2 separate regions of the Homo sapiens genome follow, and region 1 is linked to region 2. Evidence: chromatin contacts called from ENCODE Hi-C data. All regions are on one chromosome and are shown on one strand. Each heading gives the region's core, a stretch centred on a gene start or an enhancer-like site at or near the end of the contact. The rest is flanking DNA. Distances are from core to core; before and after follow the strand shown.

Region 1 (4,310 bases), core at 128-2,627, 320 kb before region 2:
TTGAATTTTCACAATACTGCTATTTCACATGAATGCACACACCTCAAATAGTATTCTGAAATTTCTGGCAGCAGAGTTGGCCCAGGGGAAAACATTTTCCGTCAGGAAGCACACACGGGGTCACAATCATACAGCTCTGACAGAGAGGTCTAGCAGCGTAGATCATATTCTCCAATTCTGCCATTTCAGCGCTTGCGCTATTTTCCTGCATCCAGAAAGTAGTGGAACTTCACAAAGAAATTGATTCCATTTATAAACTGGGGCACTAGGTCAAATCTGAATACCTGCAGAAAAAGCTATTGAAAGTTTCTTACTTTCCCTCCAGTCAGCAAGAAATCTTAAGCTTTGTGAAGGCTCAAGATTGGTTCTCTATATCTGTGCCTGAATCATCAAGTATTGAATTAGGTTACTTCCTATAGAATTGAGTACAGTTGTTCTTAATTGTACAACTCACTTAAGTCACTCAAATTGTTTAGCAAATTCATCTGTAGCCTCAGCATTCAAAATTAATATAGTCTGAAAATTAAATGTAAAGAGGCTTTTCAACCCATACTTTGAGAATAATAGTTCAATCCTTGATTTTTAGCAGAGCACTGTCTGGTAGAAATATAAAGCAAGGTATGTATGTAATTTTACATTTTTTTAGCAACCACATATATAGTAAAAAGAAAGGGGTAAATTACTTTTAATGAGATATTTTATTTAAGACAGTACATTTAATATTATCATTTCCACATGCAATCAATACAAAATAGTTTGCTGAGATATTTTTATTCTCTTTGTTTGCACCAAGCTTTCAAAATCTTGTGTGACTTTTATACTTACGGCACGTCTCAAATTGGAATAGACACATTTCAAGTGATCAAGAGCCTCATGTGGTTATTGGCTACTATATTGAATAGGGCCCTTCTGGTAGATTTCCCAGGCATTTGAGAAAGCATGTTTGTCACCAGTTATAATTTATCTTTAACTTAATCTTCTTGGGCAAAAGGTCAACATGCCTAATATATGTTACAGTGCCAGCACACATCAAGGGCTCAATAAATATTTACTGAATGTTTTTAAGTTTTCATTTACAAATATTTACATATTCATTCAGCTGCTGCTATGTGCCAGGTACTTTTCTAAGCATTGAGGAATTAAGCACTGACCAAAATAGACAAAATGTTTCCAAGGAGTTTAACTTCTAAAAGTTTGTCCCTTTAAATTGATGACAAATAAAATTACAAAAATATCAAAACAAACCGTACAATAAGTCAATAGCTTGTGTTTTAGATGGACTTCTTGCTCCCTAAATATCTTCTCTGTTAGTCATTTCCACATTCCACCTATTGCACATCACCTATGACTCTCTGACTGCCCAGGATTTTCTACTGCAACATCACGCATGAGCTTGCCGTCTTCAAGCTTCTTACTGTTTTTCAAGCAGAGCAGCTTTTTTAATGTTTCTAGGCCTCTGATCTTCTCCATCTCAGATAGCTGTTAAGTCCTTACTCATAATTCAATGCCAAGTTCAATTAGTACCTCTTTCATAAGCTTCTCTTTGCTCCCAATTTCAGTTTTTTACTCTTTCTTTGTTGCTCACAGACGTTGTGCAGGTCTTTATCATGCCATTTATTTTGGATTGTAATTGTATGTCAATTCTTCCCCCATTAGATCTTTACTTATTTGCTTTAGCTCTTGTAACTTATAGAGAGACTGATATGACAGGTGCTGAAAGAATGTGTGTGGGAAGGATTGATAATGTACCCATTTCCTATCTTAGTCTCTTATATTCATTCCTGATCCAAAAGAAACTGCATTCATGGACTTATGTGCCACAGTGTACCTTCTGATATTTTTGCATCTTATCAGTGTTCCTTCTCATCAGAATTTTAGGGAAATACCAGGAGAAAGACCAAGTCTATTATACCATGTTGGCAGTGTTTTCCTCTTCTTAGGAAAGAATAGCACTTGTATCTAAGTAATAGTCCATTATTTTTAATTTCCCACTTTCATTTTTGGGCATGTTTTTTGGCATCAATATTTCATAGGCTTTGTGGTTTTCCAGTGCTTAATCAGGAAAGCTATTTCTTAACTATTGTTTACAATTTAAATAAAAGTAATAAAACTTTTCCCACCCAGCTCTGAAGGTAGCATTATTCGCACCTCCGCGGAACATTAAATGCACAGACTTAAGCTTTTATCAAGCTCCACTGTGATCCAACTTTATCTGTATATATTTGAGAACCAAGCTGAATGCAATTAGACCACATTGTTTGTATGATATGCTGTATTTTCTGGATTCATGAATTAGCTTCTTCTGGGGATTCAGGGAGTCTGTGTCTGTATTTCTAACACTTTACCACTAGATGATAACACAGGTTTATATACCAAATGTAAGAGTCTGTTCAGTTAAGTGTGTTGAAGCTATACCAGAGACCATAATTCTTTCATTCTTTAGAAAATTATCTCCAAACTACTGAGATATGTTTTAATATCACATATATATTTAATTTATATATATATAAATCATAAAGAAAAAATATGATAGAATATAATCTCCTGATCTGACAATGGTCCAACAGTACATTTTTCCACTATTATTCTCAGTTGTCTGTCTTTTTGTTTTATTTGCTTTCCTTTTCTTGCTTTTATGAAATAGAATCTCAGATTACATTTATAGTCTTTTCAGAAACCACAAGTGTATTTTCTATAGTTAACCAGTTCTCACAACTAAGATTTGAGTTTCCTGGATACAGCTAGAAGATATAGACATTGGAGGAGCTTATGTAGTAGAAATAACAGAAATCAGAATTCTGCCAATTCTTGCCTTAGTAAGCAAATGAATTTAGAAGGTACAAATTCTTTTTCTGTATATTGAGGACCATAAGTTTTTCTTAGAAATGCTGTGGATACAGAAATGAGATAGTACATCAATTAGAAAGTATATAAAATCCTTTATTTGGAGTTCGTGACAGATAAATACTAATTCTCTTGTTAACCCACTTTTCTTTTCCTTTTTCTTAAGGATATGAAAATATTAGTTTTATGGTTCTTTTTCCATCCAGCAATGAGAGCATAAGATGTTTCTTTCAAATTTTTGTCAGTGTATTCTTCCCTATCTCCAAGGAGAATATAGAAAATATCCAAGTCTTCTTTCGATGTGAAACTTGCCACTTAAGACTTTTTAATTATTTCATGTTTCTTTCATATCTTGAAATATATATTTATTTGAACAAGCTCTCTTTGGAGAAAATACCTTAAGCGTAAGAAATTAATCCAGTAGTGGTGATTTCAGTTAATTGGCTACTTAAGGCTATATACTTACGGAAAAACTGGATATCAGTATGTCTTTTTGCTGTTTTCTCAGACTATCAAGCACTAGCAACTCAGGAGAGTACCCAGAAGGCCCTCTTTAAAGTGAGTGATGAAGGAGAAAATGATCAACTGTTCCTTACTGAGGTCAGTAAAGGAAATATTTTAAAATATGAGTCATTCCACGGAGATAAATAGAGCCACATAATACTTGATGACATCAATTTTGCTTTATCAGAGGAGTTAAGCTCACATTGCTTTTACATCTAGTTTGAGTAGAACCTCTCATCTGAACTAGAAGGAGTCATTTCAACTGTAGCATTGAACTAGATATTTTAAAATAAAACTAATTATATGTAATTCACCACATTTCTTTATACTAACCTATATTATTTCTACTCATGCTTATATTGGACATTATGTTTATCAGATCTCTCTCAATTTTTCCATATTTGAAAGATGTCATTTTAAATGAAAGACATAAAATAAACAATGGTTCTATCATTTTCCATCTCTAACAGCAATGGACCTGGTTGTATCACATCCTCACCAATATTTTGGCATTGCCAATCTTTTTTTTTTTCATCTTAACTATTCTAATGCATACATAGTGACATTTCACTGTAGTTTAATTTGCATTTCCCTCATGATTAATGATGTTGGGCACTTTTTCACGTGTTCATTGGCCACTTATGCATCTTCCTTTCTGAAGTGTTTGCTTAAATCTTTTGTCTATTTTTATTGTCATTCGTAATTTTTATTGCAGAATTTCAAGAGTCTTCTTGTCTTTTGAATTTGTGTATAAAGAGAAGCCAATGTGCATTTTACAAAGAATTTGTTGCTTATTTTGTATATATATTAACCTCAAAAAATAACTTTAAAAGCTTTGTTTGTGCAGCACTGTAGTCTCCTTTCTCCTCTCTCATGAAACCTCTGTCTTCTACTAAAAATTAGCTGCATCCCTCTGCTTATCCTTGAACTTTCCTGGTCTGTCCTGAGTGGCATTGACAGGA
Region 2 (4,453 bases), core at 584-3,083:
TTCCTCAGAGGGCCTGGCTCTCAGGATCCAGGAGATCCTGGGAGAATTCTGCTTGCCTAAGATCTCTTGCCATATCTGAGATGAGCACTGAACAGTGTGACTTTCTTGGGGGCTGTCCTGTATGCATGGCTCACTTCTTACCATTGCAATTTCAAAGGCCCAGAGATTCCTTTGTAAATTTAAGTGTCATACCTCGTTGAGGCAAAGGATTGTGATTTCTTTGACAATATGGTTGCATGAAACATAGAAGTTTCTGGTATATTTGTTTTTAATCATTATGATAAGAGGCCGTGTGAATGGGTTATTTCTGTCAATGTTACTACATTTCTTCAGTTCCTTATGAAGCTGGTATATCAAGAAAAGAAAAAATATTTTCTATCCCTGCCCTTTAGAAGATTACAATCTGTGATGAGATAATACATCAAAAATAAATTACAGAGTCCTACCCAGAGCAATCAGGTAAGGGAAAAAAAAGGCATCCTAATAGAAAAAGAACTGAAACTATCTCTGTTTGCCGACAATATGATTTATACCTAGAAAACGCTAAAGGCTCCACCAAAAGGCTCTGTGAGCTGATAAAGAAGACTTCAGTAAAGTTTCAAATACAAAATCAATATACAAAATCTGTAGCATTTCTATTCACCAATAATGTTCAGGCTGTAAGCCAAATCAAAGAAACAATCCCACTTAAAATAACCAGGAAAAAAGTAAAATACATAGGAATACATCTAACCCAAGAGGTAAAAGATCTTTCCAAAGAGAACTGCAAAACACTACTGAAAGAAATAAGACATGACACAAACAAATGGAAAAACATTCCATGCTCATGGATTGGAAGAACCAATATTATTAAAATAGCCATACTGCCCAATGTAACCGACAGATTCGATGCTATTTCTGTCAAACTGCCAACATCATTTTTCAAAGAATTAAATAAAACTATTCTAAAATTCATATGGGGGAGTTTCAAGATAGGCAACCAGACACAGCTGGGAAGTGCCACTCCCACTTAGACAAACCAGGATTTCAACTAAACCAATGTAATTTGAACAGATCTTCAGAGAGAAAACACCAAACGTGGATGGAGATGCAGATGCTGAAGCTGAAGAGAGAGGAAGCTGGTAACTCTGTGTGAGGTGCCTGAACACTAGGGCTTGCTCCCAGCCCTGAACAGCCCCTGGGGAAAGAATGAGTGTAGGGACCAGGTAACTGACTCTTGATATAAACCTCTGGGATCTTAGCTACAGGGGATGCCACTCCCTCAAAAAACGTTTGAGCTTGAAGGAGGATCTCCCCAGAGATTACACGGAGATGGGCTTGAGTAGGCATGGAGCCAGGGACTTTTGTGCACAGGATAGCTCTGATGGAGCCTGGCCATAGACGCCCAACCTCCATGGCTGCCCATCTCCCTCTGAGAGGCTCTGGCCCTAGCTCACCACCAGAACAGGAGAAAGCAGGGCCAAATTACCCACAGGACTAGGGCACATCTGTCTTGCAGGCCTGCCTGCCAGCCCCTCCCAGTGCTCCTGGCTGGCTGCCTCACAGGTGTGTGTACACAGTGCAGCCTCTGCTGCCCAGCCTGGGTGTTTGGCTCCACCTCAGTGCATTCCAGCAGCCTGGAAGCCCCTCAGATCTCCCATGCACCTGGAACCCAACTCTGAGAGTTCAGAGGAGGAAGCCATGAGCAGATCCTGGTGCCCCAAGGCTGTGACTCATATCTCTGGAGTGCCAAACCAGGATCTGTTCCCAGCACTTGAGTGGAGAAACTCACATTCTCAGAAAACTGAGAGGAGTGAGTCACACAGGTTCATGGGCTGGTGTGGGAACTGGGCATGCCTCTCTCCACAGGGCTGTTCTGGTAAGCGTGTGGCCAATCTCTCCCAGCTGAACCACTGTCTGAGGGAGTCGCATGGCCTAAAACACCTAACAACAAAAACAACAAAACATGGGCACAATGTTAGTGATCAGAGGTAGCTCCCCCAAGGCCCAGGAGTGGAAGTAATGGAGGAGTCACCTCTCTCCACTTCACACCACAAAGCACAGCTGCAAAGATGAGGATACACAAAGGAGCCACATGGCTGAGTAAGAGCCTATTTACTGTCCATTGCTCTCAGGCATCATCTAGTGGATCACAGCCCAACCTATGGCATAAAAAAAAAATTGCTAATTCACTCTCCTGCAAAACCAAAAGCAAGAATGTAACAGCATGCAAAGAAACAATATTTCTTTGAAAACTTCCAGAATGAAACTAGCTGACTATACTCAGTTTGTGCCACAGTTAAAGGAAACAATCCCCCCCACCCCCTACAGAAGAGAAAAAATCAGCACAAGAACTCTGGCAATTCAAAATGCCAGAGTATCCCCTTACCTCAAAAATGAGCCCACTAGCTCCGCAGCAGTGGGTTCTTAGTCTGAAATTACTGAAATGGCAGACATGGAATTCAGAATCTGGATGGCAAGGAAGCTCAACAAGATCTAGAAGAAAGTTGAAACCCAATCCAAGGAAGGCAAGCAATCCAATAAAACAATTCAAGAGTTGAAAAACAAAATAGTCGTTTTAAGAAAGACCCAAACTAAACTTCTTGAGCTGAAATACTCACTACAAGAATTTCAGAATAAAATCAGAAGTATTAACAGCAGAATAGACCAATCCAAGGAAAGAATCTTAAAGCTCAAAGACCAACCAGAAGCTCAAATCAACTCAAGCAGACAAAGATAAATTTTTTTTACAAAATGAACAAAATCTCCAATAAATATGGGATTATATTAAGATACCAATTTTGTGACTCACTAGCATCCCTGAAAAAGAAGGAGAGAGAATAACTTGGAAAATATATTTTAGGATACAGTCCACCCAAAAAAAAATCTCCCTAATCTCATAGGAGAGATTGAGGGGTAAATTCAAGAAATATAGAGAACCCCTCCTAGATACTGTAGAAGATGACCATCCCCAAAACACATAGTCATCAGATTCACCGAGATCAATGCAAAGAAAAACTCTTAAAGGCAGCTAGAGAAGGATCAGGTGATGTACAAAGGGAACCTCATCAGACTGGCAGTGAACCTTTCAGCAGAAACTTTACAAGCCAGAAGACACTGGGGACCTATTTTCAGCATCCTTAAAGAAAAGAAATCCCAAAGAAGAATTTCATACCCTGCCAAACTAAGCTTCATAAGTGAAAGAGAAATAAAATCCTTCCAGGCAAGCAAATGTTAAGGGAATTTGTTTCCACTAGACCAGGCTTACTAGAGGTCCTCAAGGGACTGTTAAACATGGAATCAAAAGAAATTTGAAACCTGCTGCCACAAATACTCACGTAAGCACATAGTTCACAGACACTATTGAGAAACTACACAACCAAGTCTGCATAACAACCAGCTAAAAACATGATGACAGGATCAATATCTCATTTATTAAAACTAAGTTTGAATTTAAATGGACAAGTGGCTTCGTGTAAAAGACATAGAGTGGCAAGCTGGATAAAAGACAAGACCCAACTATCTGCTATCTTCAAAAGATCCATCTCACATGTAATGATCTCAGAGGCTCAAAGTAAATGTTGAAAAAAAAGATCTATCCTCTAAAAAAAAAAAAAACAAAAAGAGCAGGAGTCACTATTCTTACGTTAGATAAAACAGACTTTAAACCTCTAACAATTAAGAAAACAAAGAAGGGCATTACATAATGATAAAGGGTACAATCCAACAAGAAAACTTAACTATCCTAAATACACATGCACCCAACATTGGACTACGCAATTTCATAAAACAGCTTCTTCTTGATCTACAAAAAGACTTAGCCACACAATGATAGTGGAAGACTTCAGCACCCCACTGACAGCATTAAAGATTAGTGAGGCAGAAAACTAACAAAGAAACTCTGGACTTAAACATAACACCTGACCAGATGGATCTAGTAGACATTCACAGAACACTTCACACAACAACCAGAAAACATGCGTTCTGTCATATTTCGTGACAGAGACACAACCAAAAAAGAAAACTTCAGGCCAATATCTTTGATGAACATAGACAGAAAAATCCTCAACAAAATAGTATCAAACTGCATCCAGCAGCACGTCAAAGAGTTAATACAACGCAGTCGAGTAGGCTTTATTTCTGGGATGCACGGCTGGTTCAAAATACACAAATCAATAAATGTGATTCACCACTTAAGCAAAATTTAAAGCAAAAAACCTATGATAATATCAGTAGATGCACAAAAATATTTCTATAAAATCCAATATCCCTGCAAAATAGAAACTCACAACAGGCTAGGCATTGAATTAACATACCTAAAAATAATAGGAATAATCTACAACAAAACTACGGCCAACATCATACTGAATGGGCAAAAGCTGGAAGCATTCCCCTTGAAATTGGAAAAAGACAAGGATGCCCACTCTCACCACTCCTACTTAACATAGGACTGGAAGTCACAGCCAAAGCAATC

Evidence for each region. A loop is a pair of places that touch in the nucleus more often than their neighbours do. Pooled maps may share reads with other maps.
Region 1: a map of PC-3 shows a loop between it and region 2 (7-fold over the local background). The contact joins two enhancer-like sites. A Hi-C loop is called at or near these places in 4 of 168 maps with a recorded cell type or tissue (Calu3, PC-3, PC-9 and 1 more) and 3 of 50 pooled maps.

What each region holds. Positions count from the first base shown.
Region 1 is chr3:78,138,503-78,142,812 of GRCh38, reverse strand. No RefSeq gene overlaps it. Among named protein-coding and RNA genes, the nearest start is that of LINC02077, 92 kb to the right of the region's middle. Within about 2 kb of position 1,377, at least 3 of the 41 ENCODE cell types and tissues checked have a DNase peak (open chromatin) inside an H3K27ac peak, as active enhancers do; they include PC-3 and mammary epithelial cell, where a contact is called at or near this core.
Region 2 is chr3:77,822,816-77,827,268 of GRCh38, reverse strand. No RefSeq gene overlaps it. Among named protein-coding and RNA genes, the nearest start is that of LINC02077, 220 kb to the left of the region's middle. Within about 2 kb of position 1,833, at least 6 of the 41 ENCODE cell types and tissues checked have a DNase peak (open chromatin) inside an H3K27ac peak, as active enhancers do; they include PC-3 and mammary epithelial cell, where a contact is called at or near this core.